Regions from separate parts of the Homo sapiens genome. Here all the other regions are linked to region 4. The links are chromatin loops, found by intact Hi-C in ENCODE. Cell type or tissue: heart right ventricle. All regions are shown on one strand. Region 1 overlaps LOC105374914 (a long non-coding RNA gene). Region 2 has its middle 370 kb from the start of TFAP2A-AS2. Region 3 overlaps LOC105374914 (a long non-coding RNA gene). Region 4 holds the start of LINC00518 (long intergenic non-protein coding RNA 518).

Region 1 (2,500 bases), 1.5 Mb before region 4:
TTTATCCAAATGACAATTTGTGACTCTTTCATTTTTCTTTTTTTGTCCTCATCAAGACAGATGAATTATATGATTGAGAGTTGGAAAGGAACATAGAAATAGATACACTAATCTTTTTGTCGTGAAAACGAGAAAATTCAGACTAAAGAAATTCAAATGATGTGCCCAAGGCTACACAGATGTAAAATGAAAACAAAAAATGAAGAACTAGATTTAAATCATCAGTGCTTGACCACAAGGAAGGCCTAGGAGAGGAGATAACTGCTTGGATTTGGATGAAACAAACTGTGTTCAAATCCTGGATCTATTGCTCAGTGATCTGTAAAACTTAAGCGCAGTGACAACTTCTCTAACATTCAATTTACCGTTTTGTGAAAAAGGAGTGACAGTGGCAAGATTTGTTTCCTAGGGCTGAGGTGGGCATTAAATGACACTGTTGTTGAAAGTACTCTCAATAAATAGACGAGCTTCTTTCGAACAGTACAATGCGCTTTATGATGTTGATGTATGGACTTTGATCAGTGGGAGAAATCGTCAAATCCGGGTTTCTTTGCCAAGTTTTGAATGGAAATACATTGCATTGTCTCACAGGCGTCTATGACACACAGGAAGGTCAGGAGTCCTTCGCAAATTTGGTTTATGCTATTATTCAGAATGGGTGAGTTTTAAAACTTTAATTAACCAAGTTAACCTATTTGTTTGCCAATGCGTGGAAGGTTGTATTGTTCTAACCACATTGCAACATTTTGGATAAAAGCGTAAATGTGGGTGTGGGAGGAAAAAAAAGAGAAACAGATTTGGATCAAAGCTACTGCGGAACAACTGCCACAGCACTCATTTTTTTCCCCCAAGGAATAGCTGTGGTAGAGAGCAGTGCCAGCTTGGAGTTTGCAACGTCTATTTTCTAGCCAACGCTATGATTTTTATTCCTGTTTATTGACCAAAAATTGCTTCATTTACTGAACCAACCACGTAGCGCAGCAGAGAGGCGGCTGTGGTTTCGCTGCCTGGGCCCTGAGCAATACCCACCTCTGTCCCATAGATGGCAGCATTTCACAAACAACGCCGCCACCGGGACGCATTGAGAACTCAGCTCCAGTAATCTGTTGACAGGATTAAGGACCCCTGTTGTTTTACAGGAAGTAAATAAATCCTTATGGTATTCTGGAAGGCTCAGAAGTATATGAGAGTGGTAGGAAATTGTTTATTCTATGGTAAAGGTATCAAATGAATATTTACAGCATTTAAAACAATTACCTCGGATTGATGTGGACTGGTGTTAAAACTCAGCCTGTTTGCATTATCTAGTTTAGAGTATTTGTTCAACTTTTGCCCAGTAGGTTTAGTTTTTCTGAGTACAGAATTTCTTGCTAGCATAAGTTGATGGTGAATGCTAAGGCTGATAAGATGGTGATAATTTCTCTTTAGAAATTAAAATGTTATCTATTTGTGCAAATCACTGTGTAAGAAAAACATAAACCACATGATACTGTAAACTCTAAGAACATGAAAAATAATGAAGAGAATAAAGGATGTAACAGTACAGGATGAATAGAAATATAGTAGGTGGGTTTAGGCAAAGGATTATCTTCAACTTTAAAATCCATTGAAATTGTCAATTTTAGACATGGAAAAGTTCTGTTATAAATCCAGACCATTGAATGGTTTCAGTATTCTTAAATACATTTCTGAGATATTTCAAAAACGACACAGGGCAATAATCTAAGTGAATCAGTGAGATTTACCCAGGGGTGGATTAAACAAGCCTACTCCTTAGATTTTCCACTGCCTTAGGGATGCACTATAATTTTCTATCCCTCATTTTTAGGCAACTTCCTTTACTCCATATGTTTCAAGAAGCTGATGATTTTTGAAAAGTACATTTGATTTGTGGTCATGACTCATTACCAAGTAAATAAATGATTATCATTTTGAGCTTCAACACACATTTTCTTTTTTAATTTATTTATTATTTATTATTTTTTAGAGACAGGATCTTACTATGCAGGGTCAAACAATCCTTCCACCTGGGTCTCCCAAAGTGCTGGGATTACAGGTATGAGCCACTGTGCCTGGCCCACAGCACACATTTCAGATATCCAATTAAAAAAATGATCAAGTGACAATCTCTAATAAAATGTCTGCTCTTTTATAATATGACTTGTCTGTAAAGACTTCACTAGACACTAAATTCAATTTTTCTTTTTAGATTCAAGTGTGAAGTCGAAATGTTGATAATTTATTCACAAGATAATGCCCTGTACAACTCTTATTTTTATGAAGGATAATTGGATAAATTAGCCTTAATAACCAATGAAACTCATGCTCAAGTACTGGACATGCTATTAAGTCTGTCTCCATTGGGCATCTGAATTATTCTGGCCTTCAGTTTCCATATTGGTAAGATGTCTATCATAATGATTTTATATAAAACAGTGTTAGGAATCTGATATTGACATCCAGTTTCTAAAGCCTTTCCTAAATTGTTAGGCAAACAAAT
Region 2 (2,500 bases), 400 kb before region 4:
TGCCTCCAACTCAAATCGATGAAAGTACACATTAGCTCTTAGCCTCACGGGCCGGAGTTCTTGAAGGTCAAAATAGCCATCAGCATCACTGTAGGGTATAAAAATCATTTCACAAACTGTGAACAAAAACAACACAACTTGCTTTGCAGTTTGATTATTGTTTATAGATACAGCAAGCCAAGAATTAAAGCATAGCCTTGGGGCAGCATAATTATTTACAGCTGAAGACTCATATCATTATTAGCGGTCTCCTAATTGCTTGAAGTTATATCAATGTTAGTTGATTTAACACATTTCTTATAACATATATGGAAATTGTTTCCTCTGCATATGGAGTGTCAGTTTATCTGGGAGATGGTTTCTTAATTTATCAAAGTTTTTTTTTCTTCTAATTGTTCTTTTTTTCTTTGAAGGAAGATTTTCCCTTAGCCATAAGCAGGGAGAAGAGTTGAAGCTGAGCTTTAATTTATCTACTGTATCTTAATGCTAGAAATACTAGGATCATTTTTGTTTGCTTGTTTTCATTAAAAATTGAATCCATAAAGCTACAACAATATCTTCCATTGGAAAATGTATCAAACTTTCCTCCAGATGGTTCATACACACCTTTTCTTCTTAGGTACCTAACCTGAAATTTTAACATTAAGAGCACAACCACGTAGCTCATAAAAGTGCTAGTGATGTTGAAGTCATGAAAATCTTCATACATTGTAAAATGTCAAATCTTGATCCATTGGTCATATATTTTATATATGCATAAGGAAGATAAAGCTAAATATGCAGCTATAATATAGATGAAAACTTACAGTAATATTGAAGAAGAAAATTAAAGAGAAACATTCAGGTAATACTGTTGTGGGTAGAGTTTGGAATTTGTAAGGGTAAAAATGAACTCCTATTTTTTACGGTATTCTCTACCTGGATGAAATTATCCTTTTTCTGTAATATATTTTCTACCTATAGGTGGCGACACTTGTACTGTTTCCTTTTGAACTGTTCTTTGTGCCTGGGAACAAATGGACTGCTGCTAGGGGAAGACAAGAATTGAACTTAGAGACCATGGTGTCAAAGCCTTTCAAGGCTAGAAAAGATCTTAGGACCAAGTAGTCAATTCCTGCAACATACGATATCTGAGAAATAAGGCCCCAAGAGACTCAGCTAAATGCCCAAGATCACACTACCAGTTAGTGATAGACCTGGAAAAATAAAGAAACTAGATTCAGAAATAATAACCTGAGACAATCCGTAAACATAAAAAATAAACTCTTAAGCAAAACATTTGCAAAGTATCACGTGGAACTCTATCTCCACAAAGTGGACTTGGAATCGTTCCGATAAATTATGTGTATTTAAACCTAAATCCTAGCGTTCATTTTTTTTTCTTCCTTCACAATAAATGGCCCTCCAAAGTATTATGATAAAAGAACTAAGGTCTCTTATTTGAGAAAATGTAATGTTTATTAAAATGCTTCCCAAAGGGAAATATCAATTTAATGGCTAATGTATGTTTTTACAAAATTGATCACCACTTGCAGATATGAAACTGGAGAATATCTGAGAAAATTGCTAATGGGGCCTATTGTTTAGAAGTACGCCAAAGCAAATACCAAAGGCTTTGATTCTGGGTTACAAAGGTCACCCAGAAATCTTATGAAATTTAAGCTGTGATTGTTAACCTGCTAAAAGTTACCACGTTACTTAACACTTGTGATCTTATCTAAGAGACATATGGTATAAATATTTCCAAACATTTCTAAGAACAATTTTGTTTTATCAAAGGGAATATTATTTAACAATTCTCTTTACTTTATGGGCCTTTAGCAAAACTCTTGCTGCTGCCTGGAAGAAACAGAAAACCTGAAAATGGTATTTTAGATTAATTTAATTTAGATTTCCTTTGAACAAATTACAGTCTCTACAGCAACCCTGGTGGATTGCGTCTGGAATCTGAAGCAGCCTTGGTCCCAGGCATCCCATGAACACCGTTCTGTAAAAATGGAAAGAACTGATGAGGTGCTGAGCGACTAGCAGAAACTTCTTATCACTGTGGGTGATGTTTAGTTCTGGAGCCATCGTCTTTCCTAAGAATTCAACAATGGCTTCCCTTCTCCAGACAGAGATTACTTTAAACAGAGAATGGTAAATCACGCATGGAAAGGTCATTTTACATTGAATTTTGTGAAGTATGCCTTGATATATATTTTCTGTTTCTTACATACTTTTCTTCTTGGTTTATTTTATCTATATTTAGAAAGATATAAAACAATCAAAATTACTTAGATGGAGAAATAAAAGCTGTAAGGCAAATTAAAGCTTATAATTTAGTATTCTCACTAAGATATCACGTTAAAATATTTTTCTTCTCAAAGGTATATCCATATTTTTCCCAGACTGAAAAATTGATTTTCTTTCTTTCGTTTTTCAGAGCCACCCAGCTTCATTTTACTTTTTAAAAATGTTTTTAGTGCCACCTTTCACTTGTATAAATTACGCATCTCAA
Region 3 (2,500 bases), 1.5 Mb before region 4:
ATCAACACAAGCAATAGTTACCCAACATAAATGAGGCAATGAAGAGAAGTGAACGCCAAGATTACAAACCTCAAACCAAAGACAAAATATTATTTTATTTGACTCAATCTTAGCATAATTACTTTTTAGCCATGTGTGTTATAGACTTCCTGTATCAGCTTGATGCTGCTATCTTCTACATTTCTGTCCTTTATATCTATCTGCTAAATATAGGCAGTGAAGAAAACTAGTGTTCGATAAAATGACTTTAATAATGGTTACACATATCTTCTGCCTGGCCAAGTACTCCTATTAACTGTAAAAATGCATGCATTGTCTCTAAAGGTAGGAATGTGACACCTGAATTTCAAAGGCAGGTATACGTCATCGGTAACCAGGTCTTTGCTATTTACATGTAGAAAAATGAACTTAACCTTTAAAATTAAGCAATAAACAGCATGTTTAAGAAATAATTTGCAAATATATTTACTTACATATGTATATCTATTATTCCGTTCATCTGTGAGAATATTAAATGTCTTCAAGTGAATATCAGGAATATTTTATTTAGAAAATACATGTAAGAAAGATTACTATTACTTAAAGAAAAATATTTTAATAGAAATGTTTATGAATATATATGTATTTACTGTATGTATTCATCTCATATATGTATGTGTCAACCTGAAATATATTTTGTATATAAATACATATTCATATTACACATCTAAATGCATTCTACATATTTTGCCACATACCTCATACTCTTTCATCATTCCTTGCCCTATCTACCTTGTTTGAACACATAACCCATCCTTTATGTTAATACTCCTCATCTTCCTTTCCTATCCTAGTTTTCCTTTTTTTATTGCAGTTATCATCTCATGTGCTAAATAATGCATTGGTTTATTATATCTGTTGTTTACTGAGTACTGTCTATTTTGCTCTACTCTAAGATAAACTTCATGAGAGAGAGGATCTTCCTTTGATTCACGAAAATACCCCAGTTTTCTATAATAAAGCATGACATGAGTATTATAGGTGCTCAGTGACTGAATGAATGACTGGATATGTTACAAACATTATGTGTGTGTACATGTTTATATACGTCTGTGTATGTGAGGATATACACACACTCAGATATGTGTGTATTTAGACTTCTAAATCATAATTTTCCTATGACTTTTTCCTAATTTTCCTTCTTCTGGTGTTTAAGCCATCCTTCTCTTCTGTGTCATTTATGGAATACATAAGCTTAGAAGTTTAATTCAAAAGGTCCAGCATAGTTTCCTAATATTCTGACTTCAGAGTTACTTCAGAGTTCTAAGATATATAGTTTATCAAGCAAAATGATTAAAAAATAGTCTTTTTTATTTTCTCAGCTTTTGGATTGCTATCATAGTGCTCTGAGCTTGGTTGACCAGTATTTCTTCCAAGTCAAATCAAAGGGAAATTACTCTTGAGCTAAATGAAACAATCTGGATTGTATCCAATAGCATCTCCCAGTGAAATGGTCACTCTAGCTCAGCAGGATCCTCTGAGCCAATATAATTCAGATGAGTTTGAGTGAAATGCAAACATTATCATTCTGTATCAAATTAGGAAGGTATTATACACTATCATGTAAGTTGGCAAATCTAAGGTCCAAAAGACTCAGCTTCAAATATTTTTATCAACACTGGCCATGAAGTTGGGCTGCCAAAATTCAGTGAGCCGTGCAGGTGAATTTAACAGTATTGTGAATTGTATTATAAAAAATTAAATCTTTGTTCATTCAGGTCTCTGCCCAAAATGTCCCTCCTCAGTGATATATAACTAGTATCCTCTTCATGCACTTTTATATTGCCTGTTATAATTTATATTCATTTTGCCTATTTGATTTCTATCTGTTCTATTCACTAGAATATAAGCTCTGTGAAGGCAAGAACTTTGCATGCTTTGTTCATTCCTGACTGTCCAGTGTTCAGAAAAATATTCCTGATAAAGTGTAGGTGCTCATGTCATAGTTATTAAATCAATGAATGAATAAAAATAAGTAGCATGAGGAAGAAGATGTGCCTTCTAAAGAGCATTTTATTGGCCCCCAAGACTCTTCTGCATATGCACTCCAAAGGATACATAAAGAGCCCTGGCACTGAGCTTTTAAAATAATAATTCCCTTTTCTGAAAAGCATTTATAATATTTCCTAGAAACCACTCTGAAACGAGAAAGAATTCACATTTATCGCAAGTCAAGTGTGAGATAATTCAACACCTATGATTTCATAACTACATGCTTAGTCCTTAGAAATGGCCTGATTTTTGAGATATTTTGCTTTGGAGACACAAGGTTGAGTTTTAATATGAAAACCAAAAAAATAAAAAAAATAAATATGTTCCTGAGAAAATAAATGAGTGGAGAAGATTGCAAAAGATGCAGACCTTTGGTTGTGGGGCGAGAAAAGATCAAGGTTTCTATTTTAGACAAGTTAAGGTTAAGATGTCCCTTAGGGGTTCAAAAAGATATGTTGAGAATATATGG
Region 4 (2,500 bases):
AGAAGGAGGGGAACTGCTGAGCATGGGCTCTGGAAGCCACAGCTCCAGGAAGAGGAAGTGAACAGCTCTGTCAAACGCTGCTGCTGGGTGGAGCTCCCTGAAGACAGAGAGTGAACCCTTGGTTTTCGCCATGTAGAGGTGAGTGGATGTGGTGGAAAACCTGCAGGGAGGTTAGAATCAGGGAGCTCTACCATTTTAGCCAAATTCACTACATAAAACCTAGGCACTGCTAAGCAATTTACTCACCCCTTTGATCCTCAGCGGTCTCATTAGTAACACAGATGGAATGATTCCTACCTCAGGCTGGTGAGCTCTTAAAGAGACAATGTTAGGAGTATTCATTTGCTAGGATGGCCTTCACAAAATACAACCGACCTGAATTGCAAACATTTATTTTCTCACAGTTCCGGAGGCTGGAAGTCCAAGATGGAGCTGCTGTGAGGGTTGGTTTCCGGTGAGGCCTTTCTTCCTAGCTCGTAGACAGCCACCTTCTCTCTGTGTCCTCACATGGCTTTTCTTTTGTGTCCATGCCGAGAGAGAGGACTCTCTGAGGACTCTCCCTCTTCTTGTAAGGACACCAGTCCTATCAGACTAGGGCCCCACTCTTATGACCTCATTTAATTTAATTATGTCTGTAAAGGCCCCTGCTCCAAATATAGTCACATTGAGGATTATGGCTTCATAATCCTGTGACTCTGGGGAGAGGACACATTTCAGTCCATAACAAAGCCCTTAGTGTGTTTTAGTGCTCAAAACTGTTCATTCATACCTCGGTTATTCCATTATTATTGCCTACGATATTACCACTTCAGGGTTTTTGTTATTTTTTACAATATAGAGCACAACGTATAATAAACTACACATACGAATTCTCATTGAGGAATTACAGAAAATATATCTATCGCGTCTAACAAGGTTTAATTAGCATCTTGGAAAAAAAAAAAAACACCTACGTTTTTAAGGAAAAAGTTGGCCAATACTGCCATCTGTTGGAATTTTGGTCAAAGCTCATGTGTTGGACTTTACTCATTCTTTGTCAATATCTTTTCTTTCTTTCTTTCTTTCTTTTTTTCTGAGACGGAGCCTTGCTCTGTTACCCAGGCTGGAGTGTGGTGGCGCGATCTCGGCTCACTGCAACCTCCGCCTCCTAGGTTCAAGCGATTCTCCTGCCTTGGCCTCCTGAGTAGCTGGAATTACAGGCACGCGCCACCACGCCCGGCTAATTTTTGTATTTTTAGTAGAGACGGAGTTTCACCATGTTGGTCAGGCTGGTTTCGAACTCCTGACCTCGTGATCCACCCACCTCGGCCTCCCAAAGTGCTGGAATTACAGGCGTGAGCCACCGCGCCCGGCCCTTTGTCAACATCTTATATGTTGCTGTGATTATTTTCTTCCCTAATAAGTGTAAAATTGGATGATTTTGTTTTCAATTTAAACCTACAATAAGTATTCTAAGAAATACACAAAGATTCTACTATGACAGAATGAGTCTTTTCCTACTTGCGACATTCATTCTAAATTTCACAAATGCAAGTTGTGGAAAGAGAGACATTGATGGAAAAATTTCTACTTTTGGAGACAAATTCTCATTCGCATTAGTTTTATTTTTATTTCTCAATTATAAGTTATTTGGCGTTCTGGCTCACCTAATCCGTGAACCAAGAGGGTTGCTTTCGGAAGCCTACTAGTGGAAAATGAAAGTTTCAGATCTGAAGCTAGCAAATGCTCACTTGCTGATGATGAGGAACAAGTTCTATTATAATAGAGTTGGTTACAAGGCTATGCAGCAAGAAAAAGGTGCTCAGCTTTATGAGAGAAGTGCAACAGATATTGGAATGTGGTGGCCTTGATGATGCTGTTCTTAGGAGACTCCATAGGCATTCTTTTTTTTTTTTTGAGACGGAATCTCGCTCCGTCGCCCACTCGCCACCGCGCCCGGCTAATTTTTTTGTATTTTTAGTAGAGACAGGGTTTCACTGTGTTAGCCAGGATGGTTTCCATCTCCTGACCTCGTGATCCGCCCGCCTCGGCCTCCCAAAGTGCTGGGATTACAGGCATGAGCCACCGCGCCCGGCCGCAGTAGGCATTCTTATACTTTGATGGGAGTAGTGTAATATGGTATAGCTTCTTTGTGAAATCGATCCAAATAAATATGAGCACACCTTTGAACCTAGCGACTCCACTTGTTGGAATTTATCCTACAGATGGAGTTGCAAGTGTGCGAAATGATGGGTTTATATATCGTGACTTTTTTAATAATAGCAAAGACTGGAAACAGTCTAAATGCTATCAATAAGACACATTTAAATAAATGATGGGTCAGTCGTATAAAGGAATAACATTCAGTCATTACAAGGAATGAGGCAGTTCTCTATGTACTCTACAGATTCATTTCCAAGACATATTGTTAAGGAAGAAAGCAAGGTGTAGTGCACTAGGTATGGTATACACATGTGTTAAGAATTGTGTTTTACTGTAGTATACCATACCTTATATGTTT

Evidence for each region. Peaks named below come from ENCODE experiments on the same cell type or tissue, not always from the same donor. Only the 100,000 strongest peaks of a DNase experiment are listed, where the experiment ranks them.
Region 1: a loop joins it to region 4, with 10 times the contacts of the local background. A loop is called at or near these places in 85 of 110 quality-filtered maps.
Region 2: a loop joins it to region 4, with 5 times the contacts of the local background. A loop is called at or near these places in 29 of 110 quality-filtered maps.
Region 3: a loop joins it to region 4, with 5 times the contacts of the local background. A loop is called at or near these places in 85 of 110 quality-filtered maps.

The regions. Positions count from the first base shown.
Region 1 is chr6:8,982,294-8,984,793 of GRCh38, forward strand. All of the region lies in intron 2 of LOC105374914 (a long non-coding RNA gene), which reads left to right. Among named protein-coding and RNA genes, the nearest start is that of HULC, 330 kb to the left of the region's middle. RefSeq lists an enhancer at 883-1,177 and a silencer at 1,083-1,132. In heart right ventricle, a CTCF peak has its summit at 1,042 (motif pointing right); a DNase peak (open chromatin) is centred at 1,038.
Region 2 is chr6:10,030,164-10,032,663 of GRCh38, forward strand. It overlaps the pseudogene OFCC1. Among named protein-coding and RNA genes, the nearest start is that of TFAP2A-AS2, 370 kb to the right of the region's middle. In heart right ventricle, a CTCF peak has its summit at 948 (motif pointing right); no DNase peak of the experiment used is centred here.
Region 3 is chr6:8,973,891-8,976,390 of GRCh38, forward strand. All of the region lies in intron 2 of LOC105374914 (a long non-coding RNA gene), which reads left to right. Among named protein-coding and RNA genes, the nearest start is that of HULC, 320 kb to the left of the region's middle. In heart right ventricle, no CTCF peak of the experiment used is centred here; no DNase peak of the experiment used is centred here.
Region 4 is chr6:10,434,267-10,436,766 of GRCh38, forward strand. It overlaps LINC00518 (long intergenic non-protein coding RNA 518), which reads right to left and starts at 556. Exons shown (of 3, transcript NR_027793.1): 1 at 247-556; 2 at 1-160. MIR5689HG (MIR5689 host gene) reads left to right here and starts at 63. Exons shown (of 4, transcript NR_132993.1): 1 at 63-138. RefSeq lists an enhancer at 1-606. In heart right ventricle, a CTCF peak has its summit at 998 (motif pointing left); no DNase peak of the experiment used is centred here; H3K27me3 peaks cover 928 bases.